4 separate regions of the Homo sapiens genome follow, and all the other regions are linked to region 1. The links are chromatin contacts, found by Hi-C or POLR2A ChIA-PET in ENCODE. All regions are on one chromosome and are shown on one strand. The core of a region is the stretch at or near the end of the contact, and the rest is flanking DNA. Distances in the headings are between cores, read along the strand shown. Region 1 holds the start of RIMOC1 (RAB7A interacting MON1-CCZ1 complex subunit 1). Region 2 holds the start of TTC23L-AS1 (TTC23L antisense RNA 1). Region 3 holds the start of NADK2 (NAD kinase 2, mitochondrial). Region 4 holds the start of NIPBL (NIPBL cohesin loading factor).

Region 1 (4,618 bases), core at 1,478-3,977:
TTTCCCTTTCTCTAATGTCATAATCCCTTTGTTGCTTCTGTGATTTCACCTTTTCTTATGTGTCCACTTCAAGGTACTATCCACCCTTCTGCAGCACTTCATGAAGTCAAATTTAGATACACCCATAATCAAGACACTAAACTCTCTGAGTTTACCTCTCAGTGCTTCCCTTCTGAAACATAGTCTGATATTCTAAAATATATCCCTTTCTTCTTCATGGGCCAATGAACAGATAGTGTAGCATTTGGTGTAGGCCTACCTGATCCAGCCTCAGGAGTTACACAGATAAGGTGTTCATTGTTGGAGCAAAAGCACCATCAGGTTATGTCTGTTGGCAATCATGTGACTGCTGCCTTAAGTCTTCTCAGGTAAAGCCTGAGATTGCATTTTGACTGCTGTAAGATCCACTTTCACTTGAGTTGAAATCTACTTCTTAGCACTGTCCTTCCACCTCTCATTAGCCCAGAAGTGACATCCACACAATGTAGAAAAAGATTCTACTATAAACTGAAATTACATGGAATATGACATGCCTTAGGTGCTTCTTTAGAGAGTGTGTTGATATTTTGTTTAACTTGCAGGATTATTTTCAATGTAAAGATTTGCATTGAACTCACTAAACCATTGCTGAAAGAGTATGTCACATAAATTGATGACATAATTACTGTGGCAGGGGTGTGGTGGTGGCATAACTCACACTTTGGAAAAGCCCATAAAATGCAGTATTTTGACTAGAACTATTTAGTCAAAGTAATGACTGGCAAAGCAAAAGATGAAACTGATTCTTATATAATCTGTGGAAAAACTCCCTCATGACGTACTTCCATAGAGTAAACAGATTGTGCTTGTATGATGAGAAATAAATTAACAAAAATTGGCTAGAAATTTAAAGACGCATTCTTAGATGAAATAATGTCTGGCTGTATCTCATCTAATCTGAAGAAGACAATGGAAATCATCAAACCCTTATATCCTAGTATAAATATATACTCATTACATTAAAGAACAAAGTTTGAATGTATATTATTCTTGTTGCGTGGAAAAATAATGCCAAATTCAATTCAAGTACATGAAATCTTGTTTTAATTAAAGTTCATAAATCTTGTAATATTTTTAAGATTGAACTGATTTCCATGCTGATCAACGGCTCATAATGTGGACCACTAACATTGTCATTTTATTTTAGTAAATTTTCAGAAGTATAAAGCCTTCAAACAAGAATTCCATATATAGCACATGACTTTTATTTCCAGCTCTGATTCATTCCAGATTAAAGAACTCTTCCAAGGGAAATGAGAATGGCTTTTTAGTTCAGTGATAAGTGAATAAAAAACATTCTTTGGTCTCTTTGGACTGGTTCAAGTGAATCTGGAATTAGAGGTAACATAGATAACTTTCAAGTTAATAGCTCCTACTACCCAAGAATTATTCATGTGAATCCACAGACCAAAATATAAGTCGGCTTCAGGGTGGTCTGTAGGTCTTTAAAGAACACACTCCTGGCCTGGCACAGTGGCTCACGCCTGTAATCCCAGCACTTTGGGAAGCCAAAGCGGGTGGAATGCTTGAGCCCAGGAGTTCAGGACCAACCTGGATGACATGGTGAACCCCGTTTCTACAAAATATGCCAAAGTTAGCCGGGCGAGATGGTGTGCGCCTGTTGTCCCACTACTAGAGGGGCTCCAGCCTGAGCAACAGAATGATACTCTGCCTCTAAAAACAAAACAAAACAAAACACTCCTGATAAATGATAATCTGGCAAAAAATATTCACTGAAACTAAGGCATTTCATCATAGACCCTATTTAATAACAAATTCACCAACTATTCAATCGCTTAAGAAAATGTTCCACCACTGTTTTCCTATGAGTCCGATGATATGAGTCAGTCCACAGAATTTTAAAAACTATCTGTAGTAATTGCTCAAACTCAAAAAGGAATAATGTAGAACCTAAAGGCAGCTGAGACGTAATGAAAAGAATTGGACTTAAATTCAGAAGGTTGAGGCAATTCCCTAGCCCAGTTTTTCCTAACAGCTTAGACCTTTCCAAAACAAGTATGCCAATACTTAACAGAGCCCTTGTGAGAACTGGCATGATGTATGGGGCAGAATAGTCTACACACCAATGTAAAGCTCTTCTATAGAATGTTGTTTTGAATCCAAAACGTAAAACGCAAATTACAACGCAGCAATGAAAAAGTGGAACTGTTATACATGTCTTTTTATCTTTACAGGATGCAAACCACCATAACTAATTTGAGTGTTATCATTCATCTTAGCCATTTATTTAAACTTCTGTATTTTATTTAGATTCTGCCCTTCTTCCAATCGCTACCGAGACAGTTTACACCAGCACGGATCTAGACAGATTTTCCATGGGTTCTGAATAATGCGGTTTTCGAAGACAACGCCTTGGCATTGTGAGTTCTGGGAAGTGGGCAATCGATGGCGCAGAGGGGCTCAGAAGCGACAGACCTCGGGTAACCACCTGCGGCCTGGGACCCAAAGGAACACAGGCCTCAGCCTCTAGCCCTCACAGCCATCGAGCGCCAGTACCTTAGCGCCGTCTGCCCCGCCCGCCTCCCTCTCCTCCGCTCCCTCACCATCTTCACCGGCAGCTTCGCTAAGTTGCTGTATGTGGGCCTGAGCCAGATCCCCGAGCTCTTCCACTCGTCTCACCACACTAGAGACTGCGGCCGCCATGGCCACAATCGGCGGGTGCGCCCCGGTCACGTGACCGTGTTGGCCCGCAATCACCTGATCCCCCGGCACGGGCGGGGCCTAGGGCGGACCTCTCCTGGTTGGTGGGAGGAGACATCAGCTCCGGAAGAGGGCTGGCCCAGGCCGGCAAAGGTCTTTCCGGGTCATTTTTCCCTCCTGGACTTCCCTTCCCTCCCATAATCCTGAGCAGCAAGGAGACTAGGGGCGGGTGTGACGTTGAGACACGCCTCTCTCTAGCCCCCTCCTGTAAGCCAATAGGGAGCCAGCCGTGCCCCTCGGCTGACCCAATCGGAAGTCAGCTCTCTCCGCCTGCCTCTTGGAAGACAGCTTGGTGACGTCTGGCTGGCAGGATGCGGATTGTCGTCCGCACTCCCACTTCCCTGTCCGGCGCGGGAAGCACAGTCTGGAGGGCGGACGCGAGGGTCTGGAGAGAGGACTGTCAGTTTTGGCCTTGTAGTAAGGAGGTTGCTAAAATAAAGTGATTATAATCTCCTGGTCCTAAATGGAAACCCGACCGGCCCCCTGTGTAACACATCCAAGTCTCCAAGAGTTTGTTGTACATCTGGATGGGGAGCTCCAAACACTAGTGGAGTTGCCAGTCTACATGGTTGAATATTGCTTTTGTAAATCTGATTTTTAGCAGTCGAATTTATCTCTGACCTCCCTTGGAGTTCACATTTAAAGTACTTTAGACATCTTGCGTCCAGTGGTAGTAAATTCTGCGGCCACAAAACTATTTTCATTTTTCTTTCATCTCAAGACCTTCCCTTAAGGCGCTAATTGTGCATGAGGTTCATCCTCTCAATCGGGAGTTTCAAAGCACTCAGTCAGCAAGTCTAACTTCACTTTGCATTCTGTGAATGCTTTCTTGCCTCTGGTCAAACAAATCGTTAACTCTGTGTATTCATTTCTCAGTTTGACACACTATATCTTGAATAATCTCCATCCTATTGTTTCTCATGGAAGGTAGTTTTTTATATGTAATAGAAAAATACTAAAAATAGAGAAAAAGTGTATTGTGATTTATAAGTGATTGACCACAATGACTCTCTAACTGACCTTTGTAATACCAGTTTCTTCTGACAATTCACCCTAAATATAGAGGACAGGAATCATGTATTTTGTGTCCTTGGTGCCTCATACAGTGCCTGGCACATATGCACTCTTGTCAACAAGCAAGATGGCAAGGGGATATGATGTGGTCTGTGGGAGTAGACAATTATTCAATAGTGTGGGAATTGTAGGTGAGGAAAAAAAGAATCTAAGTATAAACAAGAAGTTGAGAGAAGGCTTTCTCAACAAGGGATGGAGAAGGTGGTAGTTGAAGAGGGGCAAGTGCTGGAAGGTAGGGTGGAGAATGATCGTATCTGTACACAAAGGGGGAAAAATAGGGAAATAGGGATAAATTCAAAATGAAAGTAGGGAGCCAGCAATGGATAGAGAAAAGAGCAGAAGGTTACACCTGATGCCTTCTGAATCTTCTACAAGATGTAGAACTAAATGAAGCCTTCAGAAGATTTTACTAAACTTTTCAAAAAATAATTTTCAAAAAATAATTAACCTTTGATTAGGAATTTTCAGTCTCCTAGAAAATGTGTAATTTACCATTCTTAAACTACTTAAAAGAATTACCTGGACATGTGGGCAACAGACAAAGGCACAGCTGAAATATTTTGACTGTGGATCTACAAATTATCTCTGCAGAAGTGTTTTACTCTCAGGTCCACTGTTCTTCTCAGGCTTTTATAAAAGACATCTTAGGATCTATGTAATCAGGTCATCCATTTTCTAGCCATGAGATTTGGGTCTGGGAGATCTTGCTCATGATTTCGAAGTGATCTTGGATCGCCATTTGAATCAAGGGTTCCTTTTTAAAATAAACATTTAGAGTCAAATA
Region 2 (4,618 bases), core at 845-3,344, 7.1 Mb after region 1:
ATACTCATCTATAAAATGTACCAATAACAGTAACTCCTTCACAGGGCTTGGGGGGATTAAATCAGCTAAGACGTTTAAGGTACTTAGAACAGAGCCTGGCACATAGTATGTGCTCAATAAGTATTAGACGATACGAAAGTTTTATTTACTCTATTTCATAAAAATTTTCTCATTAACTTTGTTATAGCTAACTCTCTACAATTTTGCCAATCTTGTTATAACTAACCTATTTTTATTTTAAAAACTTTTAAAATTTCCTTAAGTCGGGAAAAAGCAATCTTCTATCATGCATAGGTTGTAAATACAAACAGATATTATAGCAGAATCATTATTAAAGCACATCAGAAACACAACCTTCTTTTTTATTTTATTTTATTTTTTTTTGAGACAGGGTCTCTATTGCCCAGACTGGAGTGCAGTGATGGAATCTCAGCCCACCACAACCTCTGCCTCCGGGTTCAGCTATTCTCCTGCCTCAGCCTCCCGAGTAGCTGGGATTACAGTCGCGTGCCACTACCGCGCAGCTAATTTTTGTATTTTTAGTAGAGACGGGGTTTCACCATGTTGGTCAGGCTGGTCGTGAACGCTTCTCATGCAAAGCTCCTCACCCAGGTTTGCCTTAAGCAGGAGGTCCCAGTGTTTCAGCCCAGTAAGTACCTGTGATGTCAAAATGCTGTGATACTTACATATGGAAGCAGAAATCCCAGTCGATGTCATTGCTAACAGTTGGGATACGGATGGGGCTGGCTTGCATCTTCTTCCTACCAAGAATCAGGTAAGGTCAGCTTTGAGAGAAAAGGCTGGGTGTCTGTTCTATTTTCCCCCTCTGGTTTGCTATTAACATTAAACTAAAACTGCTCAAATATATAACCCATCCTAAATCCACAGACTACGCATACTTAGATATGGAGACCGCTGGAAAACAGACATTTGCCAAATTAAATGTCTAAGTTAAATTTCTTTCCCCTAATTTCAACTCCACCCTACTTCTCCAAAATCCCTGGCCTTTATGTCTCAAAGCAAGCACATTTACAGTTCCTGGGTCATCAAAACTATGGTCACCTACTTAACTCAGATATTGTTTTTGCAGGTCTGACGGCGTGTTGGATTTAAGCAAAGCAACCAACTCTCAGTGGTAAACGAAGCACAGCCAGTGTATTGGTTAATTCTGCTTTCCCCCCCCCCCCCGGGGTCATTTCACTAATTAATAGCAGATTCTAGTACAGGGGTCACGAGGCGGGTACAGAGGCTCACGCCTGTAATCCCAGCACTGTGGGAAGCCGAGGCGGGTGGATCACCCGAGTTCAGGAGTTCGAGACCAGCCTGGCCAACAGGGTGAAACCCCGTCTCTACTAAAAATACAAAATATAGTCGGCTGTGGTGGTGCACGCCTGTAGTTCCAGCTACTCGGGAGGCTGAGGCAGGAGAATCGCTTGAACCCGGGAGGCGGAGATCGCGCCACTGCACTCCAGCCTGGGCGACAGAGCGAGACTCCGTCTCAAAATAAAATAAAACAATAAAATGAAATTCATGTGTCTGTTTTAGTTGTTGCTGTTAGATGATAGGAGAAACCTCGGAAGCACAAAACGAAAAATGTGATTTCTAAATACAGTATTTGTGAAATTCAACTCTCAAGGAAGGCTATGCCAGTCGCTTAAATCAAACCCAAATCGAACGCAGTTACTTATTGAATGTTAACATCCACCAAGTCGCCTCTCCTTTCACCCTCCAGAATCACTAATTCCCACCGAGCCCTGAGTGGCTTTCTGACCCAGGCTCCAGAGCATCCATTATCCGAAAATCAGAAAGGGAGAGTCACTAATTTCTCTTTTTAACCTCCACTTTAAACACTATGCCCACAGCAAAGAGTTCTGATCTCTCAAACTCCCGGACTCTGTTCCTATGACGTTCCGCACGGCCCTGAGCCCCTCAAGGACGAATCGCTCCTCTTTTCCCGCTGTGGTTCTGCGGCAAGTCTGTAAGCCCTGACGCCGCAGGTCGAGCTCTGAGAGCCTCTCTGCCGCGGAGGCTCTAAGAGAACGCGCGAGTGCGCAAAGGGCACCTGGCTCAAGGCGGAGAAACCACGCCCCGGAACCAGCCTCCCAGCTCCCTGAGCCCGACGGCGCGGCTTCCTCCCGCTGCGTCGGCCTCCTGACCCTGGCGCACCTCGGTCCGGGCGCCAAAGCGGTGCCTCGCGAAAGCTGCACAGCCTGCGACGTCCCCAGTTACCTTCCGCAGCCCAGGTCCGGCCAAGGAGACAATACCGTTGCCATGGGAACGGAACGCTACGGGTTCTGCTGGGAGCGCCTGTAGCCATGGCGACGCGGGGCACTTCCGGTTCGGAGAGTCCCTGTTGTCTGGCGCCTACAGCAGCCCTTGCCTTACCCTCCGCTTTCCCTTCCCCGCAGGTTAGACGCGCCCGGCCTCCGGCTCGCCCCAAAACTGGCCTCTGCATATTGTATCTCACGAGACCTTACCCCTCGGAGGTGAAGGCGTAGGAAGAGAAGATACATTCCGTCCAAGGATGGAAGGGAGCGCCGGGCCCCACGGCCCTACTTATTTAAAGCTGCGACGTGTGCGGGCTGTATTCGGCGACGATCCTGGCCACGGTGCACCCCCACAGCTCCTCGGGAGTTTTGTTTTTATGGACCCCAGAGGAAAGGCTTAGATATGGCTGTTGACTGTGCTGGCACCGTCTGTGTTACCCAGTAAGATTGGAGCTAGGCATGGTTAGGAAAGCTGATTGCAGGAAGAGAGTAGGGTAAGAAATCGACTACTAGATCTGCTAATGGTTAGCTGTTCATTATTTATTTAGCACTTAGCCCTAAATAATGCAGCCATATCTTACCCTTTCGTTGGCATGGAATACAGTGTGTGTAATACACACAAGGTGCAGAGGCAATTGTGGCCATACCCAAAGAAACAGCGCCAGCTCTTGCAACGCTATGTTGAAGGATGTTATTATGAACCCTATCATAGACTAGGCCTATGGCAAGTCAAGTTGGAGTGAATGTGTCCCAGTTGTTTTCAGAAAAGAGCAGACTAGGTAGAGAGACAAGGAGAACATTGAGAATGTGAAAGATGGTGTTTACGTTTGGTGTTTGTTATTTCCAGCTCTAGGCTGGAAGTTTAATTGCCATTGATCCAAGACTGCCAAGAAAGCCTTTTTGGAGTTAGGTTGGAGGAGTTATTTAAATGAGTTTGCTTGAATATCTCTTAAGTAAAACCTGTATGGTCTGTTAACTCAAGATTTAAATCTGTACTTTCGAGCTCCATAGTCACAATTTTGGAAAGATTCCCCCACTTTATTCTTTTTCCTAAGAAAACTCTCAGCATGGAACAATGATGACAGCAATGAACCTGATTTCAGAATGTCAAGGTTCTGGTTTTGACTCTGTAGCCTGGGCCGAGTCACGGCCAGTGGGTCCCAATTTTCTTGCCTATACGGTGAAAGTTTTTGTACCACTTGCTTTCTGAAGCGCCTTCTGGTTCCAGGTTTCTGTAAGGGGTAAACGATTTTTGTGACTCTATGAACAGTATTTAACATGTATGGGAGTAAAAAGGAAGAACCTGTTTCCTGTTCTCCAACATTTATTTCTTTTACCCCTTGTTAAGTTGGTCATCAAATTGAAAGGTTTTAATGTTCTTTCATTCTAGGAAATGGCTGTGAGATTGTTTCTAAGTATATTAAAGGTAATGTCTCTTTTCTAAACCTTTGCTTTTGCTGATAATTGTGGAGAGAAGAACCAGAACAGGCACTGAATTCCCATTCCTAAAGCCAACGCTCTAATTCGGCCTCCATTTCATTAGCTCTGACCGGAAGCATGTTGCCTGCATCTGTAAAAATTATAAATCAAAATAAAATAACTTTGGCGACTATTTTTTTTCTTTTTTTGAGACAGAGTCTCACTCTGTGGCCCAGGTTGGAGTGCAGTGGTGTGATCTTGGCTCAGTGCAACCTCCGCCTCCCGGGTTCAAGCAATTCTGCTGCCTCAGCCTCCCGAGTAGCTGGGATTACAGATGTGTGCCACTACTGTCTGTCTAGTTTTTGTATTTTTAGTAGAGACAGGGTTTCACTGTGTTGGCCAGGCTAGTCTCGAACTCCTGACCTCAGGTGATCTGCCTGCCTCAGCCTCCCAAAGTGCCGGGATTACAGGTGTGAGCCACCGTCCAGCCAGAACTTTGAGGACTCTTGAAGTTTTTTGGTATTTCTTTCCTTGTCATGTTAACCCTGTCCCCCAAATGTAAGCTTTAGTTGTAGTATATACACTTTTAGGTTTGTTCACTAACTCTAGAATGGCATCCCACTAATCTAAGTGGATAGTGCGTTTCCACCGTGTGTATTCACATTCCCTCCCCTGATCCGGAGGTAGAGGTGGCAAGCATTGCTATTGCAGAAATTGCATAGAGGAAGCAGTATGGGGGGTTTTTCTAGGCTCTAACAACCCCAAATCAAATGTGATTATCTCCAAGCTATTCTTATCCCAGGAACTGTGAAATTTAAGGCAAGGAAATCCAAATAAACTTTCGCTTGGAACACATTTTTATGGCCTCTCAAGAGAGGGTTAGATGCCTTGCTTCTGAGCCCTCGCAGTACCCTGTCCACAATCTCATCATG
Region 3 (4,618 bases), core at 976-3,475, 5.7 Mb after region 1:
AAAGACGGAGAAGAAGAGACAAGGAGACGAGGACAGAAGACATCTTGGAGATGGGTTTAGGAAGAAGTCAAAAAGGGACATAGAGATGGGAGAAACACTGTTAGGGACTGGTATGTTGGGAGACAGTAAAAGATTTCAAGAAGAAATGATAACCATTTCAAATTCTTTGGAAAGATCAATCAATTAAAGAACTGAAAAAAGTCTTTTGAGTTCCAACAAGATCTTTTGGTCACCTTGGAAACAGCAGTAATTAGCAAAGTAGTGGGGAGAAGCTAGTGTACAACAGGTTGAGGAATGACTAGGAGGCAGGGATGTGGCAATGATGAACAGACTACTCTTTCGAGAATCAGCTGTAAAGGTAAGGCAGGCAATATGTAAAAACAAAGGCTTAGAGGTTGTTTTGTTTTTTTAGAAAAATTTTAAAGATGTCATAGACATGAGCATATTTAAATACTGAAGAGGCAAACTCATTTGGGAGGGAAAATTCAAGATACCTGTGAGAGGATGCCTTCAGAAACACTATTTTTGAGGAGGTGGAAGATGAGACGCAAAATAACTATGGACAAAGGGCTATTCCAACTGAGATGTCAATGTATATGTTTGCAGCTGAAATGAGAGTCAAAAATCTGGGTTTTTATCTGTGAAATGGGAAGAAATGAGGTCCGAGATTTCAAATATGAGCAACAAAACTCAGACTTTGATCCCAAACAGTTTCTCCCTACGCATTTTTTTTTCTCTATCGAATGGATCAATTAACATTCCCCTGTTCACCCTGGCCTCAAACCTAAGCGTCATCTGTGATTTCTCCCTTTTTTTTTTCCTTCCTAATGCTAATGAAGTTTAAAATAGTAAGACTACAAAGGAGTCTGAGGATAGTTATAGATGTTACCTCTAGAAGCTCAGGTTATTAAGGTTGTTACACTACACGTCACTATTAGCAGCTGCTGTGAGGGAAAGTTCTTGGTGAGAACGGGTCAGTGGTAGAACTTTACCAAGTAAACACCTATCGGGCTTCATTGTGTATGCTCCCAGTCCAATACACTACCTGGCACACAGCAGGCACACCGCGGGAACCCACGAATGAACGCTGGTGCTGGTGGGCCCGTGAGGAGAGTCATAGATTCACTGAATCGATTTGGACTTGGTAGAACCTTGGGGTCACCCTAACCCCCTTTTTACAGATGAGGAATCTGAGGCCCAGAAAGATGAGGTAACCTGCCCAAAGTCCAGAAGCGACGTAGCGCCAGGACTACAAAGGAGCAAACACAGTGCCAGGGGAAGGGGATCTAAGGAGCTGCGGAATTGAACAGCAGGATGTGCACTGCCATGTGGTTCTCCCCTTACAATGGGACGTTTCCTTCTGTTCTCGTCACACCCCAGCCCAGGTCCTGATCACTCCACGGGTCATTATCCCAACAGCATCCCTTCCTCCTCTTCTTGCCTCCCAAGCTACCCAAGATTCCAAAGCCAGATCAATAGTCATCAAACATTGCTTTAACTCACTCCTTTCCAGTTAAAAGCTTTCAAAGAACTAATTCATTTGGACTTTGTCCTATAGGTAGGGCTCTTCGGGGGGGCAGGGGGCAGCGGGGCGGGCACTGGGTCCCACGCCGAGAGGATTTCGTGCCAAGCCACGCACACGGTGCAGCAGGAGCCGGGTCCGCCTCCTCAGCCCCCAGCCCGGCCCCAGACACACCAGCTATCACACCGACCCTGGTCAAATAAACCAATGGGCACGTGGTCGGCCTGCAGAACAGAACCCAAGCGAGCATATGCCAGGAACCTGCCTTCCCGCCAGCCGCTCAAAACCCCACCCGCTGGCCCCGCGCCGCCTCAGACCGGATCCAGCTGGATTCCTCAGGGCGACGCAATCGCCTAACAGAATTCTACCTCTTTCTCAGGCCGCAGCCAATGGCGCGGCCCCTCGGATCCGGAGCCGCCGCGGGCTCTGATTGGCCGATAGAGTTAGCCTGGGGGCGGGAGAAGAGCGACCTCGGGGAAGCGTGTGGTGCGGGGAGGTCGCCCCCGGGCGGCGAAGCAGCCATTATGCAGGCGTGAGTGAAACGAATAAACAAACAAACAAAACCCACTAGCTGGGGCCTCCATTTCTTCCCCGCCCACCTTTCTCCCGCGTGGGGTCTCCCGTTTCCCAATCGCCACGCTTTCCCCGCCTTCGTCAACGCCTGGGTACGTCCCCCTAGCCGCGTGGGCCACGCACGTCCTGGCACTTAACCTCTGCCCGTCCGGCGCGAAGTTAGAGGCCCGGGCGGCGCGGACGGCGCGCACTCCCGGCGGTAGGGAGCTGAGGCAAGGGGCCCGAGCCCAAGCCCGCGGCCGCGGCCCGGCCCACGATGACTTGCTACCGAGGCTTCTTGCTGGGCAGCTGTTGTCGCGTGGCGGGCGGCCGGGCGGCGGCGCTGCGGGGACCGGGTGCGGGAGGCCCCGCCGCGCGGCCCCGGCTGGGCGGTGACGGTGGCGGCCGGCGGCACCTGGGGCAGGGGCAGCCGCGCGAGCTGGCGGGCTGTGGCAGCCGCGCGGACGGCGGCTTCCGCCCCTCCCGGGTGGTGGTGGTGGCCAAAACCACCCGGTACGAGTTCGAGCAGCAGCGGTACCGTTACGCGGAGCTCTCGGAGGAGGACCTGAAGCAGCTGGTGGGTCCTGGCTCGGCCCCGCTTCGCTCCCGGGCTCGGCCGGGGCTCTGGTGGCGGCTGCGCCCCCTCGGGGGGACCTCTCGGGACGACTCTTCCCAGGGCACCGCAGATGCCGGTCCTGCCTCTCTCGCGGCCCCCAGGTCCTCTGGCTTCTCCCTGGGCCTCCTTTGCCTTTGGGCGTGTGTGCGAGGGAGAGGCAGGGCCGGGGAGAGGGGGAGAGAGAGGGACAGTGGTTCATGCAGGGACTTAGGAGGCAGGGGCGCCGCGGGGAGGGCGAAGAGGGGCTGCCGAGTGGCCTCAGAGTGAGGGGTTTGAGGATTCGTTGGTGCCCTCGCCGCCCCCGCCCTCGTTCCCTGGTTGGGACCCACTCCAAGAAAGTGAGCCAGTGGCCTGAGGTCTGGACGCCCTGCGAACAGCTCCCCTGGCCGCCGCGAGAAAGGGGGCCCAGGGCGCCGCTGAGGGCTGCCGGGGGAAAAGGGCCGAAACAACCGCGGACACACCCCCTTTTACTCTGCAGGACTGCGAGGCCTAGGGCACTCCGGAAAGTCCTTCAGCGTGAGCCTTTTCCTTGCTGGAACGTGGTCGTTGGACACTACGAGCTTGTTTTAAAAGCACAGGTCTTTGGTGCTAAGAAGGAAAAGGGAGAAAATTTGACTTGTATATGTACGTTATTAAGGAGAAATGTCAGGACAAGGGGCTGGTATACTGGGTAGTGTGTGAAATAAAAAAGCCTGCGACTCTTGTGCAGCAGTATCTCCACAATATACCATATTTGATATGTTTATTAATATATCTGCAAAGATACAAATCCAAGGGAAAAACCAGAGTTTGAATCTTCCTGTTGTCATCCCCCCCCACCAACTTTAAAAACAGTTTCTGATCCCATACCACCATCCACCAACTTTAGGAAAAGGAGAGTGCCCGGTGCTACCATGAGCAGTATGTCCAGAAAAATATATTGGAAATCTCTTAATTGTTGGCACTGTGCACCAAAAGGTTTTGGAATTAATTGCACATAACTGATTTAGTTTAATTCTGTGCAAGACTAGACAACCTGTTGGAAACTTCTGGTATCGTGTGATCTTAGCGAAGTTATTTTGTAGAGGCATCAAAATGAAATTGTAAATCATCTTTGCTTAAGTGCTGAATCTGTTGTCAACATTAAACATCCTGCTTCTTTGTTGGGTTTACTGAAGAGGGCTCCTGCATTCACCTGATGGGAGTCTAGATGTGTAGATTTGTTTTCTTTTTCCTAAGTGTTTGAAAATGACTGTTTATAGAATACACTTGCATCATTTAAAGAATAAAGGGTTTGAACAGGAGGTTAGAGTAGTTGAGTTTGTATTAGGGAGTGAAACTAGAGGTGAGATAGGGACTAGTAATGTTCTAAGAAAGCACAGTGTTACTATTTGGGGAAAGTGGTGTGCCCTTTGGGTTGTACTAATTTTGCAAAGTCTAGCTTGTAGGATTTGTCAAATGCCATGTATGCATAAATATGTGCATACAGTTTTATCGAAGCTTCCCACAACAATTTAAAATAGCTCACTTGGCATGTTCAGAGTGTGGGATTAAGAGTGAAGAGCTCAGTTCTAGGCCCTGGTTCTGTGTGGTTAACTTCCTATGTGTGTTCTTCTCTGGGCCTCATAGGTGGAAATGATACTTTTTGTATAGTAGTGTCAGTTTTCAAAGTGCTTCACCTAATTCAGTATGTGAATTGCAGAGGTAGTACCAGATAGCCTCCAAGGCCCTTTACAGTACTGGCATTTTGAAACTGTGGATAACGTTTTCAAGGCCTCAAGAAAATGGGTGGCATCTCAGTTAGGATTAACTCTTGGACCTCTGAACTAGATTACCACTTAATAAAAAAACTTTTAAAATGTAGGGAAAATCAATAAGTCTTAAAAAGTCAAACTACCTAAGTGTACCCGTTCTGAGTGGAGAAATCTCTAATAGGTAAATATTTGTCT
Region 4 (4,618 bases), core at 1,072-3,571, 5.0 Mb after region 1:
TGAAGCCCTTACCACCTCCATCCCCAAAAAAACAAACCCTCTGCTTTCTTAAGATGTGAAGTATTCCTCCCGTCTGCATTCCCTCCCTGGCATGCCCCCCACTCGCACACCCCCCCACCCGCAGTAGGCCTGAGGCCCCGTAGCAAACAGTGTCTAACAGGAGCAGGCAGCACAAAGACAGGAATGGGAGATTAGTGGGAGGGAGGGAGGCCGGGATTGGGGCTCAGCAGGAGCTTCAGGCTTTTTAAAATTCAAACTGCTCCCTGACCAATACAAATCACGGACACGCTACTGACTACTACACGGATTTATAGCATTAAAAACATGCCTAGTACGTGACAGCTATATTAACTTCATTCTTTTAAACATTTATCCGTACGTTTGCAGGAAATGTGAAACAATTTATTGTAATCAGGACGCTAAACTCAAAAATAACCTCCACAAAATAACTTATTCTACAGTGACAATAATTTAATGACACAAAAAATATGAACCAATGTAACAAACACTAGTAAAACAAGGGATTTCGCTGAGCAGTGCTGCTTCATTTTAACCAATGAAAGTTTTCCTTCAGCGAATATGAAACAAAATATCAAAACGTGTAACCCAGGTACACTTTTCTAGCAATTTGCCTGACTGAGGAATTTTAAATTGGTGTTTCCCCCTTATACCAACCTACATTATGAACGCCTCCATAAACAAGCTCGAAACACTTAACTTACTCATGAACTAGAACTTGTCAAGTTAGAACTGATATTTTTCTCCAGCATTTACAGATACATTTAACCTATTAAAATGACACCTCTCTCATTACACAGTCAAACATCATGGCACAAACAGCCAATGACAATCCTGGGACCTCAAGAAGAACTGCCCTGACATAAAAGGATGGCACCTTCTACAATTTTTTAACCTCCCAAGGATTTTAAGTATAACTTAATTTCTTTTTTGGAAAAAGAAAAGAAAAGTGGTTTTACCCGTATCTCAGCACAATTCTCAGAACACTTAAAATTCTTTGTATGCTCCTACACGTTTTGGTCAGGAAGTACCTGAGTGTTTTACGTATAGTCGCTTAAAACTGCCCTTACATAACGCATACAAATAGAAAGTGGCAGAGTAAACCTGTCAAGTACTTTATACTTGTCTTTGAATAAAAAGTCCATGTGCAACAACACACTGTCAAAACAACAAGATAAAAGCTCTTGGGGAGGGGGAGATGTGCAGTGTCTACCACAGTATGTTTTTCTGTATTAAATATTCATGTGGACGATTTAATTCTTTAAAAAAGAAAATGAGTCTTTATGAACTTTCCAACGTCCAAACAAGTTTTAGAAAGAGAAAGAATTACCACTGGATCCGCGTCTGAGTATTTACGTTTGTCTCACTAACTGAAACTACTTCCTCCCTTCATGGGGTCACAGGGGGAAGAAGGGAGGTTGTTTGTTTCACTGGGACGTTCCCCACTCCCGGACCGGGAAAGTTGTAAATATGGGGACGATCAGGGCACATTTGCTGTTAGTTGTATTGTTTCCGCCTCCCCACTAGCTACGGCTCCACTCCCGGGCGAGGCCTGTCACCGACCAGCAGTCGCTCCGCTCAGCCCGGAGCTCTCCTAATCCCCGAGCTCAAGTAGATTCCGCTGGCCCGCGGCCTGCACTCTCCGCCGGGCCTACGCCTCCCCGGCCGCCCAGCAGGAGCCCAGTCCCCGCCACCGGAGCCGGCCGGGAGAGGGTACAAAACCACCGCTACCCAAGGCGGCTGCCACCAGAGAGGAGCGAACTCTAGACTCGCCTGTGGAAGAGACCTGGGGCCGCTAAGGAAACGGCGGGGAGGGGAGCGAGGAGGAGAGACGCTGAGGACCTGGCGCCGGCGCCGCCGCCGCCGCCGCCGAAATAAAGAGCAGGAATTTACCTGGGCGAATCGGCGTCTGAATCCAAGGGGAGGCCGAGGCCGCTGTGGCGAGAGACTATAATCCGGGCCGGGAGGGGGGGTGGCTACGGCTCCTCTTCCGTCTCCTCAGTGCGGGGAACATGTAGAGCCGGGGGGAGACCAGCCGAGAAGACAAATCGTTGCTTCTTCTTCCTCCTCCTCCTCCTTCTCCCACATAGAAACACTCACAAACACCCGACCACGGGCCCGAGCTACCGGGGGGGCATCGCCGCGGGCCCGGGAACCAATTCTCCTGTCGGCGGGGGCGTCCCTCCCTGCGGCTTGGTGGTGTCGGGTGAGTCGGTACCGACGGAGGGAGGGGGGGGAGGGCGGGGGGAAGGAGCCCTGTGTGTGTCTCTCTCTCGTTCCGTCTCTCCCTCTCAGAACAAAATGCCGACCGGAAGTGCAGCTGCAGGAATGACTCCCTCCGCCGGCGCCAAACACTAACAACCACCCCCTCTTCCCCACTCCACTTCCGCCACCGCCGCAGCCGCCGCTGCCGCCACTTGGGCTCGCGTCCTCGGCCGCGCCGCGCGGCACCCGGGCCCAGCAGCCGGGAGGCGGCAGCTCTCCTCTACGCCCGTCCCCTCAGGGCGGCTGTGGATGTTGCCAGTATTGTCGATGCTTCAGAGCGACGTTTGCCCTGCGACACAGGCGGGCCGGCTCTCCTCTGTCTTTATTTTCCTGGAGGCCGACAGGAGCGGGGCCCGAGTTCGGTGGTGGTCGTGAGCGTGGGGGGCACTCAGGCCCGGACGGGCTCTCAGGTCGCCGACGGCGGCGGCTGGAGGCCGCGCTGGCTGTCCCAGGTCGTCGTTAGCTTTAGGGAGCCGATCTCCGGGCGGCCCCACAGAGGACGCCCGCGATTCGATGGCGATGATGCCCGTTTTAAATGGTGTCCCTGCAGCCGGGTGGATGGATGGATCGTACACCTTGCCTTTTGAGAGCCGGGACCTTACGCCCGACTGCGTGTTATTTCTGCGAATAAGAACGCAACCTTTGGAGGTGAAGACGACTGTCGGCTGGATTGAATTGGAATCGTGTTTGTGATGATGCGTTTATTTCTGGAAATACGCGGTCTCCGCTGCTTTTGCTTTTTGTCGGCAGAGGTTTGGGTTCTTCTCTAACGGTCAGGATAAAGGCCTGTAGGCGACGCTGCGCGAGCGAGAAGCTCGCCCGCGGCTGCCCGGGCGCCCCCCTCTAGGTGTGGGTGGAGCCGAGCGCGCGGGGAGAACCGCCGGCCCCGACTCAGCCACCGGTGACTGCGGGCGACCCGCGGGCCTGCGGCCAGCTGATTTCAAACATCGTTTTCCTCTTTAGGTTCGGAAAACTGAGGCGCTGGACAAGGCTGGAATACAATATGTGATTATACGTACAGTACTATGGTTGTTGTAGTTTTTAAATTGTAAAACAAGAAGTAACCATTGTTCCACCGTTCTCTATTAAGTTTGTGTAAATTAAAAAGGGGCTATTTTCGGTAAAAAGTGCAGTAGGTAAGCGGAATTTTACTCAACCGGGACGAAATTCGTGTTATATGAATTGTATTGTGTATTTGTGTGTGTACCAGTGCGCTAAAAGTAAGTAGGAAAACTTGCTTAGATTATTCCTTTTGCCTCAGGCCACTCAGGGGGCCAAGATCCTGTCACTCCTTTTCTCTAGGCCCTGCGAATGGCTTCCCGTCTTGAGGGGAGTGAGCCAAAGCCTTGACTGCGGCAGAAGTCCCCGCGCGCCGTTGAGGGTGGGGGCGGGCCTGCCCTGGCATCCTTGCGAGTAGGACTCTTCCCTGAGCGTCGTCCACAGGGCTTGCTCCTTCACCTTCAGGATTTTGCTCGTGTCACTCGGTGCTTCCGCGGCTACTTTTAAACTGAAAGTTCCCTAGCCCCCTTCTCATTTTATCCTTTGGACAGTCTACATATCCATACTTGTTTATCTTCTTATCTCTCCTTCCCCAGTGCAATGTAAGCTCTAAGAGGACAAGAGGTTGTGTTTTTCTGCACTGGTGTTACGGCCCCCGCCTAGAATGCCACACAGTAGATGCGTAGTATGTGGTTAAGGAATGAATGCGATTATAAGGGCCTTGATGCTCCCCCATTTCTGTCTTTAATATGTACTTATATGCTACAGAGAGCTTTATAAAAGATTTAAAACACGTTTATTACAGAATTCTATAAAAATATATTGCTTCTAAACATTGGAAAGCCCTCCACAACACCAGAAACCCACAAATGAGGGATAAAATTTGTTTTTAGGCTTCTGTAAATGAGCATGCCCGAGGACAGTGCATCAAATGATCATATCCATACTGGGCCGATTATGTTTGCTCTTCTGAGTCTCAAACTGCATTCTTCATCTTGTCGTCCTCTGTCTTTCAAAATACATTAAAAGTGAGAATTTGGTTGGCTCAGAGCAAATCCAGCACTATTGGAAAAGTTCATTCAGCAAGTATTTATTGGGCACAAATGGGTACCAGGCACGCTAATTCAAAAGGTGTGTGTTTCTGAGGCTAGAAGGCCTTACATAAAGGACCACATGTGGCTACTTTGGTTGCTACTCAATTATGCTGTCAAGCAAAGCAAATGCTAGTGAAATTTATTTTTAGTTTTCTTCTGAAGAAAAGGTTCAATGAAAGCTGAGGTCAGGCTTGGTGTGGATATTTTAATTCACCATTTAGTTTGCTGTTTGCTTACACTTA

What was found. Hi-C counts contacts between places; a loop is a spot of excess contacts on that map. ChIA-PET counts read pairs that join two places held with the same protein, here RNA polymerase II (POLR2A). Pooled maps may share reads with other maps.
Region 2: a map of B cell shows a loop between it and region 1 (26-fold over the local background). The contact joins the promoter of TTC23L-AS1 here to the promoter of RIMOC1 in region 1. A Hi-C loop is called at or near these places in 1 of 168 maps with a recorded cell type or tissue (B cell) and 5 of 50 pooled maps. POLR2A ChIA-PET finds 5 or more read pairs at or near these places in 1 of 52 experiments (OCI-LY7).
Region 3: a map of ascending aorta shows a loop between it and region 1 (12-fold over the local background). The contact joins the promoter of NADK2 here to the promoter of RIMOC1 in region 1. A Hi-C loop is called at or near these places in 2 of 168 maps with a recorded cell type or tissue (ascending aorta and naive thymus-derived CD4-positive, alpha-beta T cell) and 12 of 50 pooled maps.
Region 4: a map of CD4-positive, alpha-beta memory T cell shows a loop between it and region 1 (14-fold over the local background). The contact joins the promoter of NIPBL here to the promoter of RIMOC1 in region 1. A Hi-C loop is called at or near these places in 2 of 168 maps with a recorded cell type or tissue (CD4-positive, alpha-beta memory T cell and naive thymus-derived CD4-positive, alpha-beta T cell) and 8 of 50 pooled maps.

What each region holds. Positions count from the first base shown.
Region 1 is chr5:41,902,453-41,907,070 of GRCh38, reverse strand. RIMOC1 (RAB7A interacting MON1-CCZ1 complex subunit 1) reads right to left here and starts at 2,727. Exons shown (of 6, transcript NM_175921.6): 1 at 2,604-2,727. The coding sequence starts at 2,703. RefSeq lists enhancers at 2,625-2,744, 2,497-3,043, 3,155-3,294.
Region 2 is chr5:34,836,808-34,841,425 of GRCh38, reverse strand. TTC23L-AS1 (TTC23L antisense RNA 1) reads left to right here and starts at 2,094. Exons shown (of 2, transcript NR_183259.1): 1 at 2,094-2,243; 2 at 2,409-3,879. It overlaps TTC23L (tetratricopeptide repeat domain 23 like), which reads right to left and starts at 2,262. Exons shown (of 11, transcript NM_144725.4): 1 at 2,167-2,262; 2 at 687-761. The coding sequence starts at 754. RefSeq lists an enhancer at 1,863-1,972.
Region 3 is chr5:36,239,532-36,244,149 of GRCh38, reverse strand. NADK2 (NAD kinase 2, mitochondrial) reads left to right here and starts at 2,225. Exons shown (of 12, transcript NM_001085411.3): 1 at 2,225-2,651. The coding sequence starts at 2,352. LOC124900962 (a long non-coding RNA gene) reads right to left here and starts at 2,248. Exons shown (of 3, transcript XR_007058733.1): 1 at 2,122-2,248. RefSeq lists enhancers at 1,701-1,900, 3,251-3,320 and a silencer at 2,141-3,160.
Region 4 is chr5:36,874,472-36,879,089 of GRCh38, reverse strand. It overlaps NIPBL (NIPBL cohesin loading factor), which reads right to left and starts at 2,321. Exons shown (of 47, transcript NM_133433.4): 1 at 1,912-2,321. It overlaps NIPBL-DT (NIPBL divergent transcript), which reads left to right and starts at 2,396. Exons shown (of 1, transcript NR_046262.1): 1 at 2,396-4,618. RefSeq lists silencers at 1,696-1,815, 2,456-2,565 and an enhancer at 2,976-3,025.